Regions from separate parts of the Mus musculus genome. Here region 2 is linked to region 1. A link is a loop called in an ENCODE intact Hi-C map of the cell type or tissue named here. Cell type or tissue: left cerebral cortex. All regions are shown on one strand. Links, peaks and the distances in the headings refer to the core of each region. The heading gives the core; the rest is flanking DNA.

Evidence for each region. Peaks named below come from ENCODE experiments on the same cell type or tissue, not always from the same donor. Only the 100,000 strongest peaks of a DNase experiment are listed, where the experiment ranks them.
Region 2: a loop joins it to region 1, with 4 times the contacts of the local background. A loop is called at or near these places in 3 of 42 quality-filtered maps.

Annotation. Positions count from the first base shown.
Region 1 is chr1:169,892,152-169,903,191 of GRCm38, reverse strand. No RefSeq gene overlaps it. Among named protein-coding and RNA genes, the nearest start is that of Gm39699, 28 kb to the left of the region's middle. In left cerebral cortex, for the core only: no CTCF peak of the experiment used is centred there; DNase peaks (open chromatin) are centred at 4,367, 5,748, 6,683, 7,337 and 2 more places; H3K27ac peaks cover 5,522 bases.
Region 2 is chr1:169,834,999-169,846,038 of GRCm38, reverse strand. No RefSeq gene overlaps it. Among named protein-coding and RNA genes, the nearest start is that of Gm22114, 41 kb to the right of the region's middle. In left cerebral cortex, for the core only: no CTCF peak of the experiment used is centred there; DNase peaks (open chromatin) are centred at 3,448, 4,861, 5,479 and 5,808; H3K27ac peaks cover 3,288 bases.

The sequences.
Region 1 (11,040 bases), core at 1,869-9,868:
TCAGTGGTTAGAAACCCTGGCTGCTCTTTCAGAAAACCTGAATTTGCTTCTCTGCAACAGCATGGTGGCTTACAACTGATTGTCTCTAGTTCCAGGGCATCCAATACACTTTTCTGGCCTCTGCAGCCACCAGGCATGCACATGGTGCACAGATATACCTGCTGGAAAAACATTCATACACATAAAATAAAATAAGTCTTAATCTTATTTTTTTCTTTGTGGACGATGGGATTGCATACTTAGTTCATGCATAGAAGTGAGAGAACAACTGTGGGACTTGGTTCTTGCCTACCATTGAACTCCGGCTTAATGGCAAGGGCCCTTGTCCCCTAAGCCTGTGTGCAGGGACTGGCTGAAGAAAGATACGTAGGGACATGAGTTGATTTGACAAGTTACCTCACTAGAGTTGGGTTCATGAAGATGAGGTCATGAAAGAAATCCTTGTCTAAGCCTGCCACACGTTGGGTCCTGCTGGTCTACAAAACTACTTGATAGTAGTTTCCCTATATGTCATTAGAATGGACATATTTGCAGCAGAATTTATGTACTTTGTTCTTTAAACTGTGGAATAAGAGCTAACACATAATAAAGGGGAAGGTCCTAGAACAATTTCTGAAATTTCCTCTAGCCCACCCATTCCAACACCACCTTGGATTTTAAGAGGGATGACTGCCACTCTGAGGACATAAAGGATGTATGGGTGGTGGCTTTCATCATATTGACATGTTTAATTTTATTTCCTACAGAACTCAGATGGATTTCAATAGGTTTCAGTGGACCACCCTCACCTCAGCTATATGGCATCTGCCATGCTGGAGCAGATTGCCACAATTTTGCATTCATGATATATAGCCACCGAGCTGACAACAATGTTCTTTATCAGCCTTGGTCTAAAAGTAGAATCATTTCCCATTTATATGGAACAGGTAACTGCATACACTTTTGGCCTTGTGTCGGGAAAGTTCTCTGTGTAACTTCCAGTTATGAGGCAGCCCAAAGGGATGAGGACTACCTGTGCATCAGACAGCACACCACACAACCCACGGCAGTTTCTTCATATCAGCTAAGGAAGAAGTGGAAAGTAGGATGAGGTCATGAATATGTCCTAGAGTATGGGACATAAACCCTGCAAATATTCTCTGCCCTATTAGAAGAGGCCCTAGGAGTCTAAGAGTCTGGGCGTGGTAAGAACTATTCACAGCAAGGAGAAATGTTGATGTCTTCTATATTCCCCCATGAAGGCAGAAGTATCCCATCCCATAGGCTTCTCCAAAAATTTTTTCTTTCATTGTCAACTTGCCTTCTTGGTTAAATTGCTGAGTGCTACTCTCTCCCACCTGGAAAACTTGCCCTCATCATTACTCTTAGCTCTGTACTTCCCACCTGCTCTTACTTAGTTGGTCAGTTGAATCTAGTCCCTGCTATACATCTCTGACCACCCGCCTACAGGAGTGGCCACAGTCCATCACTCCTCTCGAGAATTCACATGGCTGCTGGTTCTCCTCTATCCAAAGCATGGTGGAACTCCCTCTTCCCTTCTCTGTGTTCCCTTTTCCTCCTAGAACTCAGAAGTTCTGCCTGTACCTTTCGCCCAGCAATTGGTCCATGGCTTTCTTTACTGACAGATCAAGAATCAAATGGGGAACAGGACCTTAACATTAGAAACCCCCCTCCTACAACTCTGAAATTCTTGAAGAACTTAGGGATGATAGAAAACCCACCCCCTCCATGGTTAAAATAATCAAATTATTCTCCATATATGTTTAATGTGGGATATTGCCTACTTGAGAATGTACTCTGACCTGTTCACTAGAAAATGTGAAAGGCTGCCATCTCCCAGTGGAGCCTCAAGCAGGAGAAGTCTCAGCAGAAAATCCAAACTGCATCAGTAATCAGTCCTTCCATTTGGGTCATATCATGCCATAGACTGTAGTACTGGGGGCATCCACATTAGGCTGTTGGGATGTGTGCATGGTTTCTATCAAACTCTGATAAGAAAATCACAGCATAGATGTCTAGGGTTCTGGCACATAGTCAAGCTATTTATGGCACAGAACTAGGCATAATTTTTGAAAATAGCTCCTGGCAGTCTTCAGGGCTCTGGCACAAATGAAACAATCTGGTGGTAAGGTATTAAGTTACCGGGCAGCCAGAATTATCCACAATGAGCTGTGCTTTTGACAAACTTCTTGAAGCATAATGCTGGATGACACCCACAGCAGTGAATTTTAATATGTAAGTGGTATGTTGGCACTTGGGTATAAATAGGGATAGGGCACAAGGAAGCAGAGAAAATGGACTTCCGTGCCACCCACGACTGTCACATTGCACATGTTCTGTTCATCCTTATGGTCACTTTGGTAGAAGACAGAAAAGAATGAAATTGATAGTGTAGTTGGTTCAGCATGGAGCAAAGGACTTGGGTTAGCCTGGTTGGTTTTGTATTCAATGACATATGTCCTTATAAGACATAAAAGAGAAGATTGATACACAGAGGAGAAGGAGATTTGAAGAGAAAGGTAGAGAAGAGGTGGGTGCATCTACATGCCAAGGAATGCATCTATAGCCACTACCAAGGATGAGAGAGGAAGGCAATGACTGTCCTTCACAAAGGAGTACAATCTACTGCTAGGTTAATGTAGGACTTTTGGGTCTCTAGAATTTTGATAAAATAAATGTTTATACTTAATACTGTTTGTTTTGTGTGAATTGGTCATGGGAGCCAAAGAAATGATGACAAGTCATCCTAGTGTGTAATAGGATCAGAAAATGGTCCATGTTTTTATATCACCAGAGGGACCCTGAGAGACAGCACTGAGGGAGAGGGGCGGGTCTTTAGATGGCACAATGGACTATTTACTTCACGTGGAGGATATGTGTCCCATAGTAATAATAGGAATAGACTTTGGAGCAATTGACTGGAAGGAGGGGGGAGGGCAAGGATGTGTGTGTGTGTGTGAGGGGGGGGGGTGAAGAAGCTCCTTGAAGAGGTATGCAGATGTAGATATGAGTAGCCATGTGTTAGCTTCCATTGCTGCAAATTGTAAGACGTTGTCACCAACTTAGTGGCTTAAACATTAGAGACTTATCATCTAACTGTTCTGAAAGTCAGGAAAGCAAGCGTCCCGTGACAGTACACTTTCTGATGGAAAGCTAGTTTCCTTTCTGCAGACCCCAGAATTCCAAAAGAACCAGTTTGCTCCCCGTTTCCAGCGTCTGGGGAAGATGCCATTCATTGGCTCCCAGATGCTTTTCTTTATGTCCAAGACAGAAAAATCCTGGTCAACCTTCCTCACATTGCATTAACTTACTCAGGACATGAGAAGAGGCTCTGATTATGGAGGACTGAGTGTGCTCACTGGGTGAAAGATCTCATCTGGAAGAGTAGGTACATAGAAGGGATTAGAAAATGTGTCCAACGTTACTGAAACAGGAGGTGGATCAGGTGTCATTCCAACCACCTTGTATCTTAATTCCACCCAGATTTCTAGTTAAATCCGTGAGATTCACAATCTAGTTGTAAAATGTAAATAACAACCCGATGCTCTTGGAATATGAAGAAAGAAAGAAACAAAAGACAAGAAAGTATTTTATAACTTACAATGTACCTAACCAGTAAGAACAGGTAATGTTTTCGAGTGCAGAACAGCATCAGCTCATTTCGTCCCATAAGGTAAGACGGTTATTGCACTCACTTGTCAGTTCAGGGTGTGCTGTATTTTCTCAGCTTCATAGCTTCCAGGTGATTGATGGAGCCAGGCTATTTACCGACTCGGTTCGTAACCAGAGCCTGCTGTATCTCAGTATCAGTGGAAGATAGTTTTCACCAATCATCAGTTTACGTTGTGGGCTTATGTTCATTTACCAGTCACAGCATAACAGGGTATCACAATCTCCGTGGTTTCACAGATGAATGTATTTTCTCACAGTTCTCAGAGTTCAGAGAGAGATCAAGGTTGGCAAGGCCATCCCTTCTGAAGGCTGTGAGGAAGAGCAGACTCCCTGGGGATCTCTCCTGGTGTCTGGTGGGTCACTGTCAATCTTTAGGGTCCTCGGTTTGTGGAATTGTCATTTCTATTGTTTCCTTCATTGTCACATCTCTCTCTCTCTCTCTCTCTCTCTCTCTCAGTTCCCTTTTAAAACATGATGCCAGTCACTGCTGCAGTTTGACCTCATCTTAGTCACACCAGCATCGAGCCTATTTGCATCATTTTCTAGGATGCCGGGTGTTAGGACTTAAAGGTATGAATTTTAGAAAGATGCATTGTAACTCACAGCGGAGGACATCAGGAGACAACTGTCAAAATAATCTTGCTGCTTTTTTTTTTAAATCAACTTGCAAAATGAGCAAATTCTTAACAGATGGTGCTGATGAAAATACCTCCTTCATCCAGCCCCGAAACAAGTCGGTGGATGCTGAGATGGTCACCTAAATTTTTTTCAACACCGACGTGTTAGTGGGTTTGGTGCCTGGAGAAACTGCTGATGGGGTGAGGTTTGTGTACACACTGAATGCTCAGAGGCATAAATGTGATTGACATGTTTTTAATCCTTTCTCCTTATCACTGTTTGCTCTGGTCAGTACTGTCCCTGAAATAAAGTTTGTTCTTTACATAACGTCTCATTATGTAAAGTCAGAGCAATCTTTTTAAATGAAGTTTTTTCTTCTGCTTTGTGAACAGAGCAGAGACTGGATGGCTGTAGCCTGTGGTCCCAGGTGAGACATGAGTTAACTTAGCATTCAGAGTGGTTGTCTGGGGCCCTAAAGACAGGTGAGCCTGACGTCTTTCTGACCCATTTGTTTCTCTTGGTGCTTCCAGCTTTCTACTCTGAGCAGGGAGCCCATCCAGACCAATACTTTTTGTAAATGATAATCTTTAATTTTTGGGACTTCATACACAGAAAGTTAGACAACCCTAGTTTATGACAAACTACTATCTTCATATTGTGCAAGGGTCCTGTGATGGCTAGTATTAATTGCCAACTTGGCCAGTTCTAGAATCATCTACATGACAAGTCTCTGGGCATGCCTGGGAAGAAGTGACTGGACAGGTTTAATTGAATCTGGGATGCATTTGGCACCATTCCACCAGCTGGGTCCAGAAATGTATAAAAGGAGAAAAGCAACTGAGCACCAGCATTCATGTCCTCTCCTGCTCTAACTGCATGTACAGTGTGACCAGGGGCCCCATGCCACCCTGTCTTCCCTGTCTCATAGACTACACTTCTTCCTTTAAAATGCATTTCTCGGGTATTTTGTTGTAATAATGAAAAAAGTAACAAATATAGACCCTTAGTTTATTTCCTTTTATATTAATTATCTGTTTCCCCCTCAAACAACTACTGTGGCATGTCTGTAGATTGTTGGACTATAGTATGCTTACTCATATATTTAATTTACAAAGACTTTGTTTGCTTATGATCCCTTCAAAATTTTTTTCAGAGGCCATTTGTTGGAGGATTAACCTAAAGTGGCTTATTGTCTTCTATCAGATGCAGAAATTCTAGACATTAATTGGGCCCACTTCCCTTTTCAGAAGAGAGTGGACAGACATGATCAATCCAAGGCTATGTTGTCAGTTTGACATACAATCAATGCGAAATTATTGAGATTATTTTATGTTTCTCTTCTCCTCCAAAGTCTTTAAAACCTAGTGTGTTATTTTATATTTGGAACAGATATTTGCTAGGATGTACTCAGCTCAGCTGGCTGTGATCCACACATGCAGTAAGTAGCTTCTAACTGGGTTGCATCCACAGAGCAATGAGGTAAAAGGAGGCCCTAGGTAGACCCACTAGGGTGTGAGATATTCAAATGCTACACCATTTCAGTCAAGCTATGTCAATAACCCTTTTGTCAGAAACAAAGCATCCATCCCTTTGGTATCCCTGGCCTTCAGAAGGATTTCCTTCTGAGAGGAGAGCTGTTGAGGCTGACAGGAGTGAGCCTTCATTTCAGAGTTACTGGTCTTACTTCTCTCAACTTAAAGTTTACTCTCTCTCTCTCTCTCTCTCTCTCTCTCTCTCTCTCTCTCTCTCTCTCTCTGTGTGTGTGTGTGTGTGTGTGTGAGAGAGAGAGAGAGAGAGAGAGAGAGAGAGAATAATTCTCAGGGTCTGCTTTTCTATTTCTACTGTGCATTCTGCAAGTGACTTTATCCACTGAACATCTTGCCAGCCACAAATGATGAATCGTTAAGCCCTGAATGTGCATGGAACTTCAGGTTATGGGCCATCACCAAAGGCAAGTCAGCGAGCTTGAGGCAGGTGATCACTCCAAACCCACAGTCAATGCACCATCCTGCCTGCCCATTTTTATGTCCCCAAATCATGAGATGGCCGTATGTACATGCCTAGCCTTAAACCCCAATAAACAATAATTCCTGTTCAATATTTTATTTTGGGATACATTATTTATTTCTTGGAACAAAGGATTCGATAAACAAGATCCCTGGGCAGTATTAGTCATCTGAGAAATGTCAGTAGAACACCTCCAGTGTGCTCAGCATAGTGCCAAGCACGGGGATGATACATCAGTGAGCAGAACACACTGTGTAAGCTGAGCCCCGATAATCAGCAGAGAGCCCCGGGAAGCAGGCCATAACAGTATCTTCAGGCTTGCTTCCCCAGAATTGTAAACAAGGTTTTGTATCAGGCAAGGATCTGGGAGAGAGAGGCAGCAGGATTCTCTCACGGCACTATCCCAGAGTTCTAAATGGGGAACGCAGTGCGGTATGAAGCTGTGGCTGGAAGCTACACAGGTGGATCCTCTTCAGAGTGTCATTATGAAGTCACTTAAACTACTTTTTATTTTAAAATGGGAAGGAAGGGATGGGGTAGTTGGTTCAGTTGGTAAAGTGGCTGTCATGCAAATAGGAGGACCTGTGTTTGAACCCCAGGACCTACAAAATTGTGAGATATTGTGGTACTCATCTGTAACTTCTATAATCCCAGGACTGGGGGAGCAGAGACAAGTGGATCCCTGGAGTTCATTGTCTTTCCAGCCTAGTCAAACCAGAGACTCTGTCTCAGTAAGTAAGGTGGAGAGTGGTGGAGAAAGATACCTATCTCTGGTGTAGGAACACACAGAAGGTAGGGTGCTGGGGATGGGAGGAGGGGCAGGGAGGGAAAGGGATGGAGACGTAGGGAGAGGAAGGGAGTAAGGGGAAAGAGAAGAAAAGAATCAACTTTATCATAAAGATAAACACAGAGATATTATGAAGATACATAACATTTTACAATAAAATGGAATGCCAAAGAAAATTCTCAGTTGTGGCAAATGAACTGGGCCAAATGCCAAGGCTATTTTGAGCCATGTTATGTTTTAAAATGATCTCTTGATGGGAAATCCTGGAGGGGAGTATGTGAAAGTATTGAAGTTTTACTCTTTCTCCAATATATAAAATTGCTTTATATTCTGATGTCACACAAGCTGTTTCTTATTTCCTCTGAGAGCTGAGCTGCATATATGCCAGATTTAGAGAAGGGTATTATATAGCTGATAGCATAGGTCTAAGATGAGACTCTGCAAACTTCAAATCTGTCTGAATATATGTATATAACATAGGGTCTTGCTACATAGCCTAAAATGACCTTGAACTCACTACTCTGCCTCCCGAGTGCTGAGATTATAGGCGTGTGTCACCATGTATGTTCTGCCTGCATTTATAATTCAAGGCTGTAGAATTTTATTCAGTCCCATTCATTGTTTTTTTTCCCCAACATAAAAAGACATTACTTAAAACCTTTGAGAAAAATGAGGAACTATGTTCAATCAAGACAAGGCCATCTGCAAGAAACAGGACACCTACGTGCTTCCGTATTTGGTAATGCCTACCGTTGTAGACCTCTGCTCCCAGAAAGCCAGACTCTCATCAGCCTTGTGGAGAAACGCACTCCCGTGCTTGAATTAAAGTTCAAATGTTGGCAAGCAAATATTGAATTCAGTACAATGATCTACTTTTCTTTCTTTTCTCTTTCTTTCTTTCTTTCTTTCTTTCTTTCTTTCTTTCTTTCTTTCTTTCTTTCTTTCTTTCTTTCTTTCTTTCTTTCTTTCTTTCTTTCTTCCTCTCTCTCTCTCTCTCTCTCTCTCTCTCTCTCTCTCTCTTTCTCTCCTTTTTGTTTTTTCTTTTTTTAGAGTTTGTTCAATTAGAGGTTGAGTCAGCCTTGGATCTAGATGGAATGTCTACCAACCTGAACAGATGAGCAACTGCAGTGACTCATCTTTGTATTATAAATGGCAAAGGTCTCACTACATATTATTGTATTTGGTCCACCACAAAATCCTGTGTGGCAGAGGTTGATTGATCTATATTTTCCTATTTATATTGCTTTATGTTTCCTCACAGTAATGTAAACTACTTTGTTTGGATAGCGTTTCAGATTAATGGCACCTCTACACACCAGAGTTGTAGCTGTGCACATTAATGCTGACATACACACATAAGAAAACAATGTGTGCAGCCTCTGAAGGTTGCCTTGTAATTTCTTTTGTCTTAGGGTTTCTATTGCTGTGAAAAGACACTATGACCAGGGCAACACTTCTTTTTTTAAATTAATTATTTTGTTTATTTACATTCCAAATGTTGATCCCCTCCAGGTACCCCCTCCCAGAATTCTTCACCTTATACCCCTCCCCTTCGCCTCTGAGAGGGTGCCCAGGACATCTCACTTCCCTGGAGCATCAAGTCTCTACAGGATTAAGCACATCATCTCCCACTGGGGCGAGACAAGGCAGATGGTCTTCTGCTACATACGTGCTGGCAACTGTTATATAGGAAACACTTAACTGGGGCTGGCTTACAGCTCAAGGGGTTAGTCCATAATTGTCATGGTGGGAAGCATGGCAGAGGGCAGGCAAATAGGGTACTGCAGAGGGGCTGAGAGTTTTACATTTGGATTCTCAGGCATCAGGAAGAGAGAATGATACATTGGGCCTGGCTTAAACATCTGAAACCTCCAAGCCTACCCTCAACGGCACACTTCCTCAATCAAGGCCACACCCACTCCAACAAGGTCACAACCACTCCAACAAGGTCACACCCACTCTAACAAAGCCACACCCACTCTGACAAGGCTACACCTGCTAATAGTGCTGCTCCCTATGAGCCTATGTGGGCCATTTTTATTCAAACCACCACAGCGATCCACTATGAGTTAGATGTATGTTGTTTCATTTTCACCTCTCATGAGTCCCCCAAATTTACATCTGGAGAATATGCCTTATTTGATTTAAATTTCTTTACATTGTTTGAAACTTTTGTTTCATAGGCTAACTAACTCACGGCCAGTGTGGATGATGTTCTGCATACACCTGAGAAGGCTACATGGTCTGTTGCTATTGGGAGGAGCTATTGGCTTTATGGATGTGCACTCGTCTTGCTGGTTTACATACATGTTAAAACCTACTTCTCTGTTGGTCTTCTGCTGGGTTATAGCTGTTAAATAGTTATTGTGTGCAGTCATCTATTTTACCTTTTGGTTCAGGCAAATTTTGCTCTACATTTTGGATTTCTTTTTAGAAACTTTTGGCACATATTATCTCTTGATAAAAGGTGTGCTAGTGATGTAAATGAATGCTAGTTGGGGTTTGTATTAACTTCTTGGAGCAGGGTTCATCCTGAATTATCAGAATGACAGGACTATGACTTGTTCTACTGAGGTGTTTTAGGGTTCTCTAGAGTCACAGAATGTATGGAAAGTATCTATATATTAAGGGAGTTTATTGTGATGACTTACAGTCTGTAGTCCAATTAACCCAACAATGGTCAGCTGTGAACGGGAAGTCCAAGAATCTAGTAGTTGTTCAGACCTCCCACAAGACTAGTTCTTTAAGTTGATCTTCTGAGAAGTAGGTTCCAACAGATGTGTTGGTAAGTGAATGAAAGCAGTCAAAGAAGAGTGAATCTTCCTTCTTCCAATGTAGGAGGTGTGGCCCAGATTATAAGTGTGTACCACCATACCTGGATCTGGAACTTGCTTTGTTCCAGGTTGACCTTGAACTCAGAGATCTGCTTGCCTCAATCTGCCGGGATTAAAGGTATGTACTAGCTTGCTTGGTCCTAAGCTTCTCATGGCCACTATGCCTTAAGATCTCTGTGTTAAGATCCATGTCAGAAACCTGTGCCTTCAAGATCTGGATCACAGGTGTGCCCTCCATTTCTGGATTGTAGTTCATTCCAGATACAGTTGAGTTGGCAACCAGGAATGGTCATCACATGAGGTGACTCCTACAGTCAGGCTCTTAGTTTTGGGATGAGGATTGGATATTAAAAAAAAAACAAGTGCTGATTAGAAACAGAGATTTCAGCCATATACCTCAAACCCAGGCAGGAGGGAGGTCTGTTGATCACCAATGGCCAGTGACTTAATCATGCCTGTGGACTGAGAATTCCATAAAAACTCTAAAGATGGACTGTATCACAGCGCTAGGACAATGTTGTGCTCAGAGTGCATGGGGAATCTGTGCCACCCTCTCTCTATTTTGTTTGCCTTCTGATCAGGTGGTTTAGAACTCCATCTTTCTGTGATTTTTACCCTGAAAACTGTTGAAACTGGAGAGTGGATATTATAGGAACATGCACATTTATAGCCTGTTTAGAAGGAAATTTGGTTAACTGAGGGATCTTATACTTGCAGTGGCACCTGGGATGAAGGTGTGTCTGAGCTCTTAACCTGTTGAGTTTGAAACTAAGCAGTCAGTATGGAATTGAATTGACTTGTAGGGCACCAAGTTAGTGTGGGGGAGGTTGTGAGGTGGTCTTGAAAGAAAATATCCTTGTGACAGGAACAAAAACTATCAAATGCTTTGTTTCTAGTAATACATTTTTCTTTAAAGTATATTTTGGTTTTGATTTGTTTAATAAACATTTTAAAATTGTTCAATATCAGTAACTATTGGGCAAATGTATATCAAAACTCCGTTAAGAACTCCAGTCAGAATGGTTATCATGGAGGAATCAAATGACAGCAAATGCTGGAGATGTGAGGAAAGAGGAATATTTACAACTCAATGTATGGGATTTTAAACTGGTATAGCCTCTG
Region 2 (11,040 bases), core at 1,540-9,539, 57 kb after region 1:
GGGGGAGAAGGAGGGGATAGGGGTTTTTGGAGGGAAAACCAGGAAAGGGGATAATATTTAAAATGTAAATAAAGAAAATATCTAATAAAAAAGAAAAGGGGGAAAAAAAGAAGTAGGAGGAGGCTCTAAGAAACCATTGTGTGAATTTACAAAGATGAACCTTGGCTTTCAGTAGAGATTCCAAGATGTTAAAGATACCAGAGGCATGAGAGATATACCAAGGAAGATTACATACAGGGAATATATATCGAGAGATGTGTTGCAGGCAGCAAGCTGGACTGGCAGAGCCATCTAATGCCTTCAGAACTAAAGCCTCAGATATTGGTGTAGAGCAAGAGGATTTGTGCTTTCTCTGCTGTGCCTTAGTCTTGCTTTAGTTCATTCTTTCCTAACTATAACCATTGCATGTCCATTGGAATGGAAGCATGAAGTTCATGCCATTGAATGCTGGGATTACATGATTTGTTTTATTACACAGGTAATGCAGTTATGAGATTGCATAAATCTCAAAAAAAACTGTGGACTTTTGTACTTTCGAACAGTCTGGGGACTGTTGAAGACTGTGGGGACATTTGAAGTGGCACTAAATGCATTTTGCATCATGCAATGGTCATAAACCCTTGCTGCTCGGGGATGGAATGTGTAGTTTGAATGTGAATGCTCACCATGGGATCGTGAATTTGAATAATTCGTCCCATTTGGAGGTGCTAATTTGGAAGATCCTGGGACCTCTAGGAGGTGGAATGTTGTGATAGCAAGTGCATTTAGGCTTTAGGCTTTGAGTTTCTAGCAGAACCATACAAGCTATTCTCCCTGGCTTCCTGAATGAGAAGAGATCACTCTGCTTCCTGCCTGCCAGTCTAGCCTCACTCTCAACCATGCTTTCTCTGCCATGCTGGACTGCATCTTTTCTAGAATTATGAGCCAGAACAAGCCCCTTTCTCCTCCAAGTTGTTTCCTTCCTTCCTTCCTTCCTTCCTTCCTTCCTTCCTTCCTTCCTTCCTTCCTTCCTTCCTTCCTTCCTCTTTCTTTCTTTCTTTCTTTCTTTCTTTCTTTCTTTCTTTCTTTCTTTCTTTCTTTCTTTCTTTCTTTCTTTCTTTCTTTTCTTTCTTTCTTTTTTTTTTTTTTTTTTGGTTTTTCGAGACAGGGTTTCTCTGTATAGCCCTGGCTGTCCTCGAACTCACTTTGTAGTCCAGGCTAGCCTCGAACTCAGAAATCCACCTGCCTCTGCCTCCCGAGTGCTGGGATTAAAGGCATGTGCCATCACGCCTGGCCCAAGTTGTTTCTTAACAGAGTATTCAGCCATACTAACAGACAGAGGAACGAATACACTATATTTTGACAGAATCTCTCTAGCTTCGTGTCCTAAATACTCCAACTTCTGATAACCACTGGTCTAATTTCTGGCTTTATGAGATCGTTTTTTTTTTAAAGGATTCCTTCACTCAGGAGAGAGATCACACACTACTGATCTTGCGTTGTCTGACTTATTTCATTTAATGTAATGGCCTCCAAGTTCAGTTGCATGGCATGGCTAAAGAATAGCAAAATTATCACATATTGTTTACGACTAAGCAGAATCCATCATGCATATATACCACATTTCCTTTATCTGCCCCTCTCTTCAGTACTTGGATTACATGAGAGGTTCTGTGATAAACTCACGGTGCAGGGATACATTTCTTCAACATACTAATTTCAATTCCTTGGGATACATGCCTAGCAGGATTTCTAAGTGGTGTGATAGTCTTCCTGTCTGTCTGTCTACTTAGTGTCCTATACCAATATACTTAATCTCTCATTTTATTCACTCTTCCACTAAAATGTTGCATTACTAGATAGCCCTTCCCTGACCATCCTTATGAGATTCCTAAATAGCTAAAATAGCCAGAAAAACAATTACTCAAATAGTATTTGTTGAATTAAATGATGGTTTATTTCTCACTTGGCCCACTTAAGTTGTCCTGCGATAACTCTGAGCTGTGATTCATAAAATCATGAACTAGAGTTTAATGGATGTTGAAAATCAATGAGGATGTGAAAGATAAAGGAATATGGTAGCACCAAGGATTTTTTTTTTTGAGGTAAAGTTTCTCTGTACAGCCCTGGCTGTGCTGGAACTCACCCTGTAAACCAGGCTGGCCTCAATGTTTTCAAAAATTATGTTGAGGCCAGTCCAGAGCATGGCTCAGTAGCTAAGAGCACTGACTACTCCAAGTTTAGTTCTCAGCACCCATGATGGACAGCTCACTACCTGTAACTCTAGATCATGCATCCAACTCCTTCTTTTGACTCTTGCAGGTATACACACACACACACACACACACACACACACACACCCCTATCTGGAGGTTACCAGAATCTAGTGGATGACAATTGTAAACAGTAATTATAGGTCCAGCTTCCATAATCTGAAAAAATTCTGAACAAGAAATTGTCCAACATCTGAACCTGACACCACAAATGAAAAATGAAAACTTGAACTCATGTGGAAGTTCCCAGTTAAAATGTAGAAGCATTAAAGATGTGTATAAAATTATCTTTCTGGCTATGTACAGACGATTATATATTTCATGTTTACCCTGGGTGCCATTTCTAAGATATCTAATTACACATAAAAATTACTCCAAACTGAAAATGAAATTCTAAATCCTAATATGTCCTCTTATGTATTTGAAAAAATACCAAAGATAAAGACTGAAGTCTAAAACACCACTGTCTTCAAACATTTCATGTGAAGATATTCAAGCAACTGTAAAGAGCAATTCTACACATCACATAAACTCCATGAAACTCGGTGCTCGGCTTAGAATGTGAAAACCAGGGGGAAAACACAACCAGACTTGTGTTCTTTAAAATATACAGCAATCTGAACACGTGACTTAGGGCAGAGGGGAAGGGGGGCCGTGTGGCTCAGTCCTCAAGTCCACGTGTTGCATGACCATATGGAGTCCAACATACAGAGAGTATCTATCTTTGCATTAAAATATTAGATGTGTTGAACACACATGTATCACAGGTTTAAATAATCCTATTATACTTGGTTTTAGCCAAAAGGCTGAGAAGTAATATTTGATTTCTAATATGTCATGAGGTACTAAAACTGAAAATGACTTGTGCAGCTCCTTCAATCATTGATAAACTGTAATTCTGAGAGTTGAGGTGATTGTCATTGACCTAAGCAGTTTTCTCTTCTGCGATGTATCTTCCCCCACCCCTTCCTTCAGGAGGAAGCTTCCCTAGGGTGTACACACTGTGATTTACACAGGTACTTTCCCAACACTTCTGGTGCTCTGTCAGCTCATGGAAGAGTTGGATTCTATTTCTCAGTAGCTGCTGCTGGCCTTGGTCCTGCAACTGAAGGCGTCAGCAAGCCATGTAGGAGGAGATATGAGGTTACATAGACATATCTGTGGCAAAGAAAGTAAATTTATATATGTTGGGTCAGATAACAAATTAACATCCTAACAGGAATGGAAGTCTGTTGCCATTATGAGTGGGTAGTCATCTAAGCTTAAAGGAAGCTGGCGTTTTGTAAGTAAACGATGCAGCTGTGTCCCTTTCAGCCCAGGCATCTCTGAGTTAGCAGGACTTGCCTTGGCTGCTCTGCTTCTTTCTGAGGTCTTGTGTTCTTTGGGATGTTAAACATGCTAGACTGCCTACGTCTATCATATGCTTAGTAGTGGTATTGTTTCTTGGATTTGAGTGGATGACTGCAGCTGGCTGTAAAATCTCACTTGCTCTCTCTTGTGAGGCAGGTGACAGAGATGCCCATAGCAATGGTAATGTACAATCCAAACTGTCCTACATCAGACCAACTCAATCTCAATCGATTGAGCCCTGAGTCATTCTAAGCACCCCAGTAGAATTGTGGGCTATAGCTAACATTTACCCATTAAGTTCTGTATACAGATGTCACTTGGTTTGCAAAATTCCTGGACAAGTGAGGGGAGGTAGTATACAGATGAGTAGTTGCAGAGTGTTGCCCTAAAGTGTTAGAGCAGAAATGCCCCCCAGCAGATGAAGGGATCTAGTGGGCATGTCTGGCAGTCAGGGTGTCAAGCAGATGAAATGGTTAGAAGTGACTGGAAACTGAAGAGCTGGATGAATGGTTTTGCACAAACAGTAATAGAAAATGAAAGTAGAAAGCAGCAGGATTTGTTTAGCACCATCAATGCAGTGCTTACAGGACTATAGGAAGGCATGGATACAGGGAGATGGTGATGTGGTTAAGGACATTGGCTGATTTTCAATTACTGGCATCCACCTAAAGGCTCACAACTATCTCTATGTCCAGTTCCAGGGGATCCCATAGCCTCTTCTGGCCCTCACAAGCATCAGACATTCCCATGGTATACACAGACCTACAGGCAAAAATGTCCATATGCATAACGTAAGATAATAAAGAATTTAAAAGGAGTATAGGACACATCATTGCGAATGTTCAGGAGGCAATTATGAGTGCTTACTATATAGGTGACCATTGGAAGGAAGTGACATAACAGGGAGATGGATGCTATAAGGTGACAGTAAGCAGCTGAGCTAGTGTGGGGGAGAGATAGGAAACTAAGGACGGGTGGCTAAAGAAAAGTCTGATTTCTCAAGAGCAGTGAAGCCAAGATTCTATCTCAGGAGATCCATACACTGATGTCTTCCTGCCTCTGCTCCACCCAACACTCTGCTTTCATCTTTCCATCTACCCCTTGCTCCCACTGTGTCTCTGGCTGTCTTCTCTGTAAGCTGCATATCTTTGTCTTGGATGCTGACCATCCACTTGGATGGACTGCTTTCCTGGCTAACATGTGACGTCTGTGCCTGCCTCACTCTATGGGGTTATCTATTTGTTCCCTCCTCATTTAGCCTGTGACACTGTAGAAATGGCCTAAGTTAGAATTCTATGGGCTGTGCTGTAAGTTTGGAAGGAACAGTATGAACGCAGGCATGTGGATGTGGCGTTTGCATATGCTAATTTGCATATGCTAATTTTTCTAAAATAGCATAGAAGAGACTTTGTCTATGTTAGATTTTTAAGTCGTAATTACTCTCTCTTTTTTAAATCAAAATGTTCAGATTTTGTCTCTTATTTTTGTGCTATAAACACAGGCCATTATTTACATGAAGACCTAAACAAAACCTTTTTTTTTTTTTTTTTTTTTTTTTTTTTAGGAAAAGCATCATCATTTATTTTCAACTCTTTCCAACCACATCACTTTGGACTTTCTTCTCAGATGTTTGCTAGCAACACCAACAACATCTAAAACAAGCCACCATATTTACTACCACAGGTCCTGCTTTTCTGTCTACCTATGGCTCTTTATTACAACCTCATCATTCGTGTTACAAGGTGATTTGGTCAGAGTGTCTTTTTTTTAATTTCTAAAAGCTTTTATTTATGGGCACATATGGGTGTGTATGACACATATGAGAAGATGCCCACAGATGCCAGATGAGTGAATAATATCTCTTGGAACCAGAGTCACAAGTGATTGGGAGCTACCCAGTGTGAGTGGTAGAAACTGAACTGGTGTCCTTAGGGAGAACAGTGAGCTATCTTAACTGTGAGTCATCTCTCCAGCCCCCTCAAATGTCTCATTTTCCACGAATTATTATATTGTTTTTACTTTGTTAATGTCTTTTGCTGCCAGCAAACATTCATGTCACCCAACAAGTACTTTCTGAGTAATATTTGCACATGTGATATGCTCTTATGTGGATACACATAAGCCTTACCATTGTGAAAGGGAGCAGCGTTGAGGAATGGGCAAGGGACCACGTGACTTCAGAATCTATATGTCTAGCTTTTGGGAGCAGCGCCATAGTTCATTTTCTGAGTGTCCCCCCTGCCTCCCCTAACACTGCTCTTAGTGGATTTGTCAGTAGATGATCGTGTGACTCACATCAGCATCATTGTGGATTTCCTTCATTGGCATGGATGAAAAGGAAAACTAATTATGAAGGAAAGAGCATGCAAACTAACATTTATTGATTGATCATTATTCTTTAGGCTTTGCACAAATACTTTATGTAAATTATTTAGCTCATATTTCTTCTCAACTGGGATGACATTATGACCACGAAAGTTTTAGTTGCTTTGCAAACTCTATGCATTCAGGATGTGCGGACTTGAGAGTGAACAAGAAGATGTGTTGAGCAATATTGAAAAGGATGTGAGGCTAAGAATGAAGGCTTGGAGCTTTCGTTAGGAATGAAATTAGGAATTTCAGGAAGTGCTGTGGTCTGCATGTGTGTGTTCACTTCTCTCTCATCTCAATTCATATGTTGAAATCTTGCTCCTCAGGTGATAATAACAGGAGCTGGGCACTTTAAGAGTCAATTAGATCAGGCAAGGGGAGCTCTCAGAATAGAATAAATACCCTTTAGTAGATGCCATCCTTCCCCACATTTGCGTTTACATAATAAAGCTAATTTCTATAGGAAGGTTCCTCATGAGGTCCATGAATATGCTAGCACTTTGAACTTGGCCTTCCCAGACTCCTGGACTATAAGATATAAATTTTTACTGTTTATAAAATTACTGGATGTAGTTTAGTTTGTTACAGAGGCCTAAGTGGACTGAAACAATGACTTGCAATAAATATTATGTAATACTTAATGGTCGGAGATAATTCATATCACCTGAAGATTCTACCCAGAATGTAGACTTAACAGGCGATCTATCTATAGCCAATTTTGTTGGTCTAATAAGTATCAATATCTATCTACATAAACTCTATCATTTACTTTGATATTATCTACATATGACTTGTCTACATTTCTATCTATCTATACAAAGGAGCTATTTTAAGGAATGGGCTTACATAATTGACCTACTGGCAAATCTTAAATCTTCAAAGTGGTATCCTGCTGGGTGGATACTCTCACAAGAGACATTTCAGTGCACTGACATAATTCTGCTTTGAGTCAACTTAAGTTTTTTCCTCCAGTCCTCTCAACTGATAGAATGAGGCCCACCCAGACTATCAGGAAAATCCTTTAACTTATACTCTGACAATGTGTACGACCACCCAGCAACTTTATAGCAGTGCCTACATTAGAGCTTATTGAAATCTCTGGCTAATATAGCCAGTCAAGCTAACATAGAAATGAGCCCTCCCAGGTGCTTTATAGCAATAGAGTTGCCCTTACTCGTCAGACCTAGTGGAAGAGAGAAGACAATTATAGGACAGTTGCATGAACATTCTAACTGATGCATTACAGAGATATGATCATATAAGGAAGGGCATATAAGATATGAGCATATAAATGGGAAGCCCTTAAAGCGAAATTCAGGACCAGACAAAGCATGTGCTATTTTTTTTAAAGATATATTTTTGATTATGGGGATGTGTGTCTGTCTGTTTGCATATAGGTATGTGCACATGTGTCTGAGTTATTTCAAGGTAGATCTCTACGAACTGAAGTTAAGCCAGTTGTAAGGTCCCTGACATGGGTGTGGGGAGCTAAACTCTGGTTCTACAAAAGAGGACTTAATGGTTGAGCCATTTCTCCAGCTCCAGCAGAAATTTCATTGTGCTGGGATTTTTCTATTAATGGTTCATTAGCTTCTTACAATACTGAGTTGGTGGTGTGAGTCCCATTATAAAAGCATGGAATTAAAAAAAAAGCACTCATCAACTTTCTAGAACTCTACTCACTCAAGATCCGTTGCCTTCTATTTGAGAATGATGTTGAGGCAAGATCCATATTTTTTCTAGTGTGATAGCCATCGTTAAATTCCCCATGCTGGTTAAACCAGTGCCCACAACTGGCTGGAACTCCTTGCATGTTAACAGAATAGAAACAAAAGGAGTTGATTGGGTCAAAATTAGCCAAAAGGGAATGCCTAGTTCTGGACTCTTTGGCATCTCTCCTTTGGTCTTGCCAACGAAGTGGCTGCTGCTGCTCAAGTTCATCTCCCCCCTTAGCCACCACTTATTTTTGTGAATTAGCTTCCAGGAGGTCACCCAGGGAGAAGGATGACATTACAGTGAAATGCTTTCCCTTGACTTTTATTATCCAAATGTCCATCTTATAGCCAGAGATGAGAAGGCATGGAAATAAATGCAGCCAAATAAAATACCAGGAAAGCAGAAATGAAAAAAATACATGTTTTCCAGCTGTCATTACTGCTTCCTGGGTAGGGCAGGAGCAGAGGGAAATTATGATAGGAACGAGATGAGCCACAATTTATTTTCCAAAGGATATTGATTTCAGATGTTCCTGTTCCCAGTTCTCTGACAATTGGTGTTTCTGAGTGTCCCAATTGGCCACCTTTGTCACCTACACCCCTTCCCCCTCCAAGCTTGAATAAACCGGCCTCAATGAACACCTCCATCAAACTCAACACTGGCCTCATGGTGACAAAGGACATATTTAGCTCCCATTGTAACCTTTTCATCTGATTCAAGTGGGCGCTCCACAGCCCGGGAGGACAAAAGTAATTGTGTTAGATTTTTCAGCACAGATTGTTACTAACATGGGGGAACATTGCCAGTTTATAGGATATGAAGTGGTCTGGAACGAGCCCCTGGAATTGCTTAATTGGCTGCTCTTCTTTGAAATCTTCCAGTACTGGGAATCTCTGCTGTTTTTGCAACTTAAATACTCCTTATAGAGGTCATGATTGTCGAAGGATGGCCCGAACTCACACTTCCTGAGGGGTTGGTCTCTTGACCCTAAGTCACATGCTGACTCTTCTGGGTTCTGACTACCCTTTTTCTGGGAAAACACCTTGTGCTGTGTAATTTGGAGGCATTTATGCTCTTCTGGCACATGGGTTTTGACTTCTGGTACCATTTGCAGCTCAGTGCAAAATTCTGTGGTGAGATGATGCGCAGAATCTACCTCAAGGTTACATCAAGTTGAAGGGAGGGCATGCTGCATCTTTGTGAGTGGCAGTGGCTATGTGACCCAAATTAATCTAGATTATCAGGTTTTAACCCGTGGGTCATGACCCCTTTGGGAGTTGCTTATCAGATATTCCTATTCATCAGATATGTACATTGTGATTTATAACTGTAGCAAACTTACAGTTATGAAGTAGCAATGAAAGAATTTTATTACCGGGGGTTGCCATGGGATGAACTGTAGGTTCATAGCATTAGGAAGGTTGAGAACCACTGGGATAAGTCTTTAAGGTAAAGTAGTGAATGACTGAAATGAAAAGAATCTTTGTCTCTTGGGATTTATGGTTTAGTGAGGAGAGATGGGCAACAAATGTAAATGCAGCACACTAGACAGATGTAGGCTAGAGGAAAACAAACCCAATGGAGTAGAGGAAGAAGTAAGCCAGGATTAAAGGATTAGGGTCTTGGGGATGGGGGAAATTGGGACCAGGGCAGGTGAGGTGGCCAGATTACTGCCTTTTAAAATGAAGCATCTATAGCACAGAGAATGTTTCCCCAGCAGGGAACCAACTACATCATGGGAACAGCAAGGTGGATGAATCAGGGTACATGGAGGAGAGAAGAGAAAATGGAAAGGATGCTGACAGGCAATATGAGGCCTCATAGACCAGTCCATTGGATATGATGTTCTTCTGATTGAGATGGAGAGCCACTTGGATGCTTTGAGCAAAGAGGCGAGAGGCTACAGTTTATACAACATCATTGTCCTCTGCTCTGGTGGGGATGCATTTAGGAGAAGGAAGAAGAAAGTCAGGGAGATCATATAAGAGATGGTTACATTTGTTAGTTTCATTAAGTCTGAAACAAAGGCCCACCAACATAGTGATTAAAAACAACAGAGATTTGTAGCTGACTTTGGATACTTTGTGGGTTCTTCTTTCTCCCACTCTTCTCCACCCCTTCTCTTCCATCCTCTCAACTCCCTAAAACTAGATAAAAGAGGGGAAAAAAAGGATAGAGATGAAAGGAAAGAGATCCCTGAATAAAGTCAGAGGTTAGACTATTCTTGCTGATTAGGAGTGTGTAGTTTCTTGGGGGCAAGTTTGATCTTCACTGTCAGGATATCTAATTTCTTCTTGTTGTTTCTTCTTTGTTCATGACTACACATTGATGGCCAACAACAACCAACGATGACTCTTGGGGCCCTAGCATTTATATACTCTCTGAAAAGTTCCCAGAATTCCACAGCTCACATAATTATAGAAAGCATCTGCAGGTGGCAAAAATCACACCCCAGCTAGAGCAGGAGGCAAATCATAGTCAGCTGCTGTAGCCAATCTGCAGCCACTCCATATCCCATACCTGTGATTAAATGAAAACATATTCTTATAACATTTCTATGGTTTGTTTTAAAGAAACCAAGATTCCAAAATTATCAGTAGAGCGATTTATTATATACAAGTTCTGCAAATAATAAATTTAAATGAAACTGCTGGTCACACCTTGGTCTCTCGAAGCTACTGGCCAAGCTGTCTTATTTTCTCCATGTGTTTAAGTAGCTGCCAAATGGCTACCCCTGGTGTGGATGGTTCTTCCTGTTTCGTTTCCTATGTTCCCATCAGAATCCCCTTCCAAAAATACAAAGCTGACCCCCTGTGCTTCTCTACAAAATTTCCCACAAAGATCATGCTATTCTCACTTCGGTGAGCTTACAAGTAATTTTGTTCACTCATTTCTGTTGTTTGAACTGCCAGTTCCCCAATGTTATCCTATGCCTATGTCAGTGATATTCATGTTTCTATGTGAAGATCTGGATACCCCTTCTCTAAAATACTGCTTGAGCTCTCTGCCAGCCAACCCCAGGGAAGCTGATTGCTCTTGCTTCTGTGCTCCCAAAGGATTTGCAGATAACACGATGATGTTTTAAAATGTACACTCGTGTGTTTTTTCTTTTTTTCTTGGTTACATGATGCCATCTATGAAGGTGAGGACGGGGGGGGGGTTAGGGAAGGTGGGGTCCCCTGTCATTTTCACCCAGTACCTAGTACATACAGTTCTGAGAACAGCATAGGAGCTGAACCACACACACTAAATGAATCATTGTCAAAAGATGGCTCTCCCCAGTGTGCCCATCTTGGTCAGCTCTATGAGTATTGAAATGGAAGACCCCTTCCTCTTCACTGTCTTCCCTTTC